2 separate regions of the Homo sapiens genome follow, and region 1 is linked to region 2. A link is a loop called in an ENCODE intact Hi-C map of the cell type or tissue named here. Cell type or tissue: dorsolateral prefrontal cortex. All regions are shown on one strand. Region 1 overlaps SPOCK1 (SPARC (osteonectin), cwcv and kazal like domains proteoglycan 1). Region 2 overlaps SPOCK1 (SPARC (osteonectin), cwcv and kazal like domains proteoglycan 1).

What was found. Hi-C counts contacts between places; a loop is a spot of excess contacts. Peaks named below come from ENCODE experiments on the same cell type or tissue, not always from the same donor. Only the 100,000 strongest peaks of a DNase experiment are listed, where the experiment ranks them.
Region 1: it touches region 2 in a loop (5-fold over the local background); 4 of 110 quality-filtered maps call a loop at or near these places.

What each region holds. Positions count from the first base shown.
Region 1 is chr5:137,458,596-137,462,595 of GRCh38, reverse strand. The region is part of intron 2 of SPOCK1 (SPARC (osteonectin), cwcv and kazal like domains proteoglycan 1); the gene reads left to right. Among named protein-coding and RNA genes, the nearest start is that of SPOCK1, 39 kb to the left of the region's middle. In dorsolateral prefrontal cortex, no CTCF peak of the experiment used is centred here; no DNase peak of the experiment used is centred here; H3K4me3 peaks cover 482 bases; H3K27ac peaks cover 4,000 bases.
Region 2 is chr5:137,342,675-137,346,674 of GRCh38, reverse strand. The region is part of intron 2 of SPOCK1 (SPARC (osteonectin), cwcv and kazal like domains proteoglycan 1); the gene reads left to right. Among named protein-coding and RNA genes, the nearest start is that of SPOCK1, 150 kb to the left of the region's middle. In dorsolateral prefrontal cortex, a CTCF peak has its summit at 1,773; a DNase peak (open chromatin) is centred at 1,744; H3K27ac peaks cover 2,494 bases.

The DNA of each region.
Region 1 (4,000 bases), 120 kb before region 2:
TCAGATAAGGAAAACAACGCACAGGCAAGATAACTTGCCCTGGGTCATACAGATGAGAAGTGGCGGAGCTGGGGTTCCAAGCCTGGCAGTCTGACCACGAACCTGCCCCTTAGCCAGTGCACGATCCAGCTGCCCAGTGTCTGTGGCTTGCAGGAATTAGTCTGACCTTGGAAACCTTTCTCACCTCGGAGTGTGAGCCATGGCCTTGTCTGTATCCAGCTGCAGTGAAACTTTGGGCTGAATGCCTGAATGGATGGAAGCTCCAGGCTCTGGCTGCTGCCAGAGGAAAAGCAGATGTGGTTCCTGCCTTTGGGGTCTTTCTGGATCCTGGCTGTCAAGGAGAAATGTGCATGCTAGAAACAATGGGAAATTCTATCAGTGAAAAATAAAAGAAAATAAAGTGGCTGTAAGGGTGTGGGGTTTGCCCAGATGTGGCCTCCTGGTGGCCTCCAGAGGCTAAGCACAGGGGGCCATCAGGACCTTCCCACTTCCTCTCGCTTAAGGCTTTAACTGCCAGCAGGTGCAGGCACAGGTTGGGCGTTAACCCCTTCAGCATAGTCAGAGGGTCATGGCTTGAGTCCTCATTTGGCCTTTTATCTGGGGCTCTGGATGAGTCTCCTTGTTTTCCTGAGCTTCAGTTTCTTCATCTGGTGATGTTAACACTGGCTTCATGGGGAGTTTGAGGATCACAAGAGATAATGGGATGTGAAAGTGCTTTGTGAGTAATCAAATGCTACAGAAATGGGGGTAGTTTTTATTATTAGATCATAGAGAGGGTTGCTGGAAGATACTTCTGATTTATCTGAGTTTCAGTTATTGTCTCTCTATCTCGTTAGTACCAGTAAGTGAGACTTGGCTGCATTTTGCTGTTTCTAGGTTAGGATGAAATTTTCTTAAAAGGCAGCTCTGCTTTTCATAAAGCCTCATTAGAGCCCAGAGACGGGCAGAACAAAAATGCAGGCCCTGGAGCACACTGTGACTTGCAGCCTAAGCTTTCCAGGAGACTCTTATTTCAATCACAGTGGAATGCCAGTGATCTTACCCTTGTCTCTCCCGCCCTTAAGTCCGTGGTTATGGGAGTTTTATTAGCAACACTGACAGCATTTCAAGGGGCTGCCCCCAAAAGCTGCTTCATTAATGAAGACATTTCTGGAAGTATCCTTTCTCACTGACTGTGTGTTCAGCTGGTTCCCCATGGTTTTTCCTCCATTTGATGTGAGCATACACAATACCCAGCTGCCAGTGTCTTGGATGCAGATGGTTTAAAAGAAACTAGAAACTCTGTAGCTGCAGTCTCTTTAAGATCTGCTTGAGCATCACATACCCTTAAACAGATTTTCTACCCAGGGAGGTAAAGTTTCGTGGATCTCCCAAGACACGGACTGATTAATTATTCCATTTATTTAACAAAAATGTATTGAGCACTAATATGTGCCAGGCACATTTATAGATCCTGGAGAGACAGACTTGAGCAAGACGGAAGAGGTCCCCGCTCTCCTGGGTTTTATATTCTAATAGGGCCACAGACAACAAACCAACCACGTACATATATTAGAATTTCTGATAGAGCTACGTCCAGAGAGGAAGACCTGACAGGGAGATGTGATACATGTGATATGCCTCCTTGGGGGCACAAAAGTTAAATAAGAGCAGCCAGGAAGGCCTTGTAGAAAGTTGAGTGGAGGCAGCTGGTTTAAGATCTGGGAAGAGGCATTCTGGTTGAGGGAGCAGCAACGCAGAGGCCCAGAGGTGGGAATGAATATGGTGTGTTTGAGGAATAAAAGAAGGATGTGTGGAGTACATTCAATGGGCAGCAGTGTGGTAGAATTGATATGTAGAGCTTTGTAGATCATACAGGGCCATGTAGATCAGTGTAAGGAATTGGATTCTATTTGATGTTAGAGATCACCTTCTCTACTCATCAAGTTTAACAAGTAGAAACTCAGAGTGAATTTGCTTGGAGAGTCTTTGCAACTTCATGTTACTTGCCTCTCTGCTAGAGACAGTCACCATTGTCCTCTCTGTCTGTCCAATATTCATCCTGGAGCCTGGCCTGCATCTGCTGGCTGCTGGACCAGCTTACTTCAATGTCTCCTGTAGGGTTGGGGCAGAGGAGGAGGGCAGGGAGCGGCTGCTGAGCTTTACTCCTTGGCTCTTCTGTGTTCCCTAAGTGCATTAAACAGGCTGGTCCTTATCCCGTACCTTGACCTGGAAGAGTCTCCCTGGAGGCGTCATATCCTAAGGGCTTACTCCCCTGCAGTGAAGATTGTTAAGCATACAGGGGCGGAGATTTTCAGAGGAGTCCTGGTCAGTAGACTCCTCACCTTGCAGATGTAGAAGCCAGATCTCCCAGACTTCTTGAGCCATTGCTCATTCTCCAGCACAGGCCTACACCACTCTGACCATCCCACTGCCTGATTCATATTTGTCATATTTTCCTTAAATGTACCTGCTCAGATGCTTTAAAAACTAATTCAATTCAGTGAATTGAATCCACACCTCTTAGCTTGGATTTCAAGGCCCTTTACCATTTAGTCCTACTTACTGCCCCATCCTTCTCGCTCATACTTCTCCTACACAGATTCTTTCCCATACTGTACATGTTTACCCACAATGTGTAAATGCCACTATCCTGTCTGCATCTGTACATGCCAAGCCCCTTCTCCTAGCATACCTTTTCCATTATCCTAGCACTCCAGGAACACCTTCAATTTCCAGTTCCAAACCTGCCCCTCTGGGCAGCCTTCCCCAGTTGCTTTAATTCATGAGTATCTTTCATATACCTCTGAATGGCTCTAGTGCTTACAGTCTTTGTCTGTAATGGCCTCACCATGTAGTTATTTTACCTTTTTATCTCCTCCAGTGTACCGTCAGCTCCTGGAGCGCAGGGCACTTGGTTTATTGATGGTGTCGAGAAAAGCCTCAGAGATGGTGAGAATCTGTGAACAAGCTGGAAACCACATGCACCTCCTTCAGGTCAGGGTGGGAGTATATTCCCCATGAAATAGTCCGGAAAGATGGAGTAGCATTGCTTAAATTTCTTGGTGTTCCGGTCAGCTCTTCAGATAGTTTCCAAAAGAAGTCCCTGGCTGAAATAATTCCCCGCAACTCCAGCTGTGAGCAATGAATTAAAAAAAAAAAAAAGCCTTTCATTAGCCTCTCTCTGTTTGTAGAAGGCAAGGACATTCTGCTCTTGGAACCACCTCTTCATTGATGGGAAAGTTCCCCTAAGGCTTGGAGTTGGGAGTTGCCTATTTTTGTTTGAGGGGGAAGGTCAGCTCTGGAGATAGGTGGACCTGGTCACAGGGACTGCTTTGTTGCTTCTGGCATTGATTTGATAAATGTTCTTTGTCTCAGACTTGAGGATGCTTCCCCTGCTCTTGAATTCAATAATAGGTCTTGTTTTTAGCTCGCAGAAGACTACACGACACGTACATCCTCACCCACTCAGTTTGAGCAAGAGCAGGCCCTGTCTGGTTCAACATGTAGTCACCAACACACTCACTCGATATAGGGCATTGGACTTGGGCTGCCAGCCTCACTCACTGGACCACCTGACCACATGGAATTGTGTGTGCACCTTCACTGGGAAATGGTAAGATACAGACAGACTTTCCTTCTTGTGTATATTCTCTGTTTCCCTGTTGGTAAAATCATTCCAACTTAGCACATCCAAATTGGTGGCCCATCTTTATGGGCTTAGAAGATGATAAAACCACCCCAGAACAGTTGCTTCTAGTATTTATTTTGACATGAGTATTTCTATAGTATTTTATTTTAGCTGAGGGTCTAATCTGTGTATTGTCATTTGATGCTCAAGTGCTTCCCTTTTGCCCACAGAGCACATGTGTTTTCTCAAAGGGACAATGTGATACACCCAAGAATGTTAGATGTTTTCTTGCCTTTATTGGTAAAAGCTAAAAAAAACGAACAAACAAGAAATGGAACCCTTACTCTAGGAGAAATTTCGTTGGAGCAAAATGGGATAATTGAACAGTAA
Region 2 (4,000 bases):
ATTGTCTGGAAAACCATGTTTCCCTGTTTGTTTCTTTTAAATTTGAATGTACCTCCTGTTTATATGGCGCTTTACAGTTCAGGCATCATTTTCGTAACTGCCACCTCATTTGCATTCCTCCTGTTCACCCTCTGTGCAGCTTTAGAAAAGGCTGTGCATTCACAGCTCAATGTTAATCAAGGGCTGATTATCTCGGTCTTTTTCTCCTCCCTGTTCTGACTTCCTGCCTTTTGACTTGGGAGTTATAGCTGGAAGCAGGTTGGGGTCAGACAATGCAGAGTTGAGTCAAATAAATCCTATCCATTTAAATTAGCCATTCAGGATAAAGGATGGGTGGAGGAGGGGTGCAGGGAAGGAGGGGGAGCAAACTCCTGTTCTGTGACCCCAGCTTCCAGGTGCCCAGCTCATGAGGGCAGGAGGGGCCCACAAGGAAATGCAACTTCCCGGTCTTCCTGGGCTTCTCATTCTTTGGGGTCTATTCTGTTGTGTGCTGGGAGAGGAAGCCAAAGGGCATCTGATGCAGGAGAAAGGAGAGTTGAGGCCTTAACAGAATTGCCTCTTGAGAGGGAGCCTGTGCAAAGGAAGACAGGGGCTTTGGGTGGGACAGACCTGAGTTTGAACCCTGACTCAGCTACTCAGCCCCATGGCCTTGGGCAGCTGCTTCGCTTTTCCGAATCTATTTTGTCTGATAAGATGGCAGTGATGAGCCCTGTCACACAGGTGTCTGAGGCCCAGATGAGGCAGAGATCAGTGCTCTTTGGTGCCTGCAGTGTCTGCTGGAGTGCCTGCAGTAATGCTGAGACATGTGTGTCTATCTGGTAGCCTTCTCTTCCCTGCCTTTTTAGAGATGAGGCTTCCTTAAGATCTGGGAGGGCATCATGCTGTAAGTAATTTCTATATAGAGTGTTAGGGGCCTCAACCTTAATGTGTAAAATACTCAACCTGCAGTTTGTTACACATTCCTGGGCTCAGCCCCTAGAGAGAGTGATTGGTCTGGAATGGCTCCCAGTTGATTTTTTATAGGGACCACATTTTGGGAAAGTTTTGGAATAGAGCCAGAGCTAAAGAGCCACTTAGACCAGGGTGTTTGCTAAAAATACAGATGGTCAGCCCTGCTCCAGAACAACTGTGTGGGACTCTTCAGAGGGAAAGCCTGTATTTTGACCAAGCCCTAGGTGATTCTTGGATAGAGCAAATTTGGTTAACACTGAAGTATGGAATCCAGGTAATGCCCATCTCTGCAGGAGGAGTATTTACTGCAAGAGGTGCAAGCAGCTGGGGATATGTTTCAGAGGCAGACACAGGCTCACCCCATAAACAGGAAGAGCTCATCAGGGAAGGGATTCTGAAGTGCTCACTATTGGGACTGAGTGGGCACAGCATTGCAAGGTCTCAAATTCTAGAAACTGGTCGTTTAAAGGCAGTCATATTCTTTGCTAAAATGAGGCTATGGGACTGGATGACTTTAGTCCTTCCAGCTCTGAAATCACTTGGCTCCAAACAATTCCATACAAGTTACATTAGGCAGAGATGAATATTTGTTAGAAGGGTGCCCCTAACGTCTGGTGTTTGCATTCTTTTTAAATATTGATCTATATTGTGTGAGTTTATTCACTTTCTATATTTAGTCCATGTTTCTACTTACCTGTGATTGTATTTTCGTGGAGAAGTAGAGCGTGTGTGGTTCTTTGAGACTCTGCCTAAGAACCTTCTATAAAGCTTTTGTTACCCAAGCTAACAGCACTGCTGCCTGGTGGTAGCTTTTGGAATTGCAAGCCCATCATTTTGGAAATACAGGAAACACTTGCATCAAAATCCCTTGGGGAATGGGGAACAGTCTTTGTTTTTTTAAAAAATGGCAAATTCCCATTTCAGACCAACTGAAACAATCTCTGTCGGTAGAATCCAGAAACCTGCGTTTATACTAAATACTTTATGTGAAACCTTATGCCCAATGTTGTTTAAAACCATTGCTTGACAGCAGGGTTTCTCAACCTTGGTAGTATTGGCTTTTGGACTGGAAAATTCCCTGTTGCAGGCAGTTGTCCTGCACAGTATAGGTTGGTTAACAGCATCCCTGACCTCTACCCACTAAATGTCAGTGGCACCGCCCCCTCCCCATTTGTGAACATCAGAATTATCTCCAGACATTGGCAAATGTCCCCTAGGGGGCAAAATCACTTTTGCTTAAGAACTGCTGCCCTGAGGTGTGCTGTGAACATCTAGCCCACTTCAATGACAGCAAGTGCCACAGGGTCACTAAAAGTTAAGATGTGACACCTGTCTTCACAGAAGGTTATTCACGCAAATGTGAAATGACTTCGGACTTGTAAGTAGAATAAAACGTTCTGGCTTTATGACCTTTGTTTTGATTTTTAAATAGTCATCAGGGAAAGTCATACAGGATGGACTTTAATTAAGGACTCCCCACACTTGAGCATGGGCCATGCTGTGCCTTTCTCAGGCAGCTATTTTGGCTCAGACTCCTGGTGCATGGGAGCCTCTTGGGAGGGATCAAGAGAGAGAAGTGTAACTTCTTTTCTCCCAGAATCTCTTTGCGATAATTAAATTCTATTAGGTTTTTCCATTGTGGGAAGGGGCTGTTTATTGTGTCAATTATATTTTTGTACAGAAAACTTATTCCCAAAAGGTTATAGACAATACTCACTGTGGGGAAAAGAGTTCACTGGGCATTCCTGTGGACCCTAGCCTGGTTAAATGAAACTTGCTGATCCTGTTCTATGATGGGGAGCTGAAGTCTCCTGTATGGCACCTGGTATGGGTTTCCCAGAGGTGACCTCTTGGACTTAACACTTCCACTGGAAGTCAGTTAACTGGGGGAATGTCAGTAGCCCCCAGCACCTTACAGGCTTTCTGATATTCTCATGCTGAAACAGAGTGCCCCACACAGGAATAGCCAAACACCAGGGAACATGTTGCAGGATGAATCCTTGGGTATTGTAGAAGGGATTGACTTCTTGTTCCCTAAAAGTAGAGGGTTGGGATTGACCCTAAGGAGGAACTGTGTGAATATGCTTCCTGTTGGATCTGGGATTTCATACAACGGGGCTGAGAGGCTGAGCTTCACAGGTGGCTGTGATGGTTGCTAGAGTTGAGGCAGCTGAGTGGGTTGGAAGCAGTGAGGTGCTTGATTTCTGCAAGGCTCTTCCACAGGTCCTCTGTACAGCCCTGGGGAAGCGTCTGCCCTTCTTGGGGCCCTTCTTCCACTGTTGAATGGGAGTGTTGAGCTTGGACATCTCCAGGGCACTGAAAGTGGCATCACTGTGTGGATGGACCTTGTGGGGAGAAGAGCTGGCCTATGCACCTCTTCTGCTCTGGGTGAGCCTAGACAAGAGGGTCCTCAGTAGGGAAGGAAAGGAAATGATATATGGTTTTTGACCTCAGTCTAACTCATTGTCCCCTCCTGAAGGTCTGCAGGTCTAGCTAGTCTCTGCATCAGCATGAACACTGGAGAGGGGACAGCCAAACCCTCCCAGACCTCCCCTTTGTGACTGAGGCCCCTGTGGCTTACTCTGACACCTGTGGGAGTGGATAAGTGTCGGGATGTACTTGCACTTGATTGAAGGCCTTCTGCTCAAAGACAGTCACCCAGCAGCCTTCTGATGCCTGAAAGCCTGCTTTGGGAATACAGTTCTTTTGGTTTAACACTTGATCTGGCATCAGATCATTTATCTAGCATTAGTCATTACATTTTGGTGTGAATGAGGTTCAGCTCATTTCCTGAGATCAGATTTCACTGGGAAAGGAGAATATAGATATTGTACTTCTGAAAGGGTCAGGTAAGAACAAAGAGTGGAACAAAGAGCCAGGAGGAACAAAAAGGGCACCGAACTTGGAGACCAGAACAGACAAAATAAGTTTCTACTCTCCGGTGTTGCCAAAGGGCAAGGTTCTCTGACTCCTTCCTCAACCACAGGTAATTTTCTGTGAATAACTGAGCATCTTCCATTTCAGCCTGCTCTTCTCTTCTAGTCTGAAA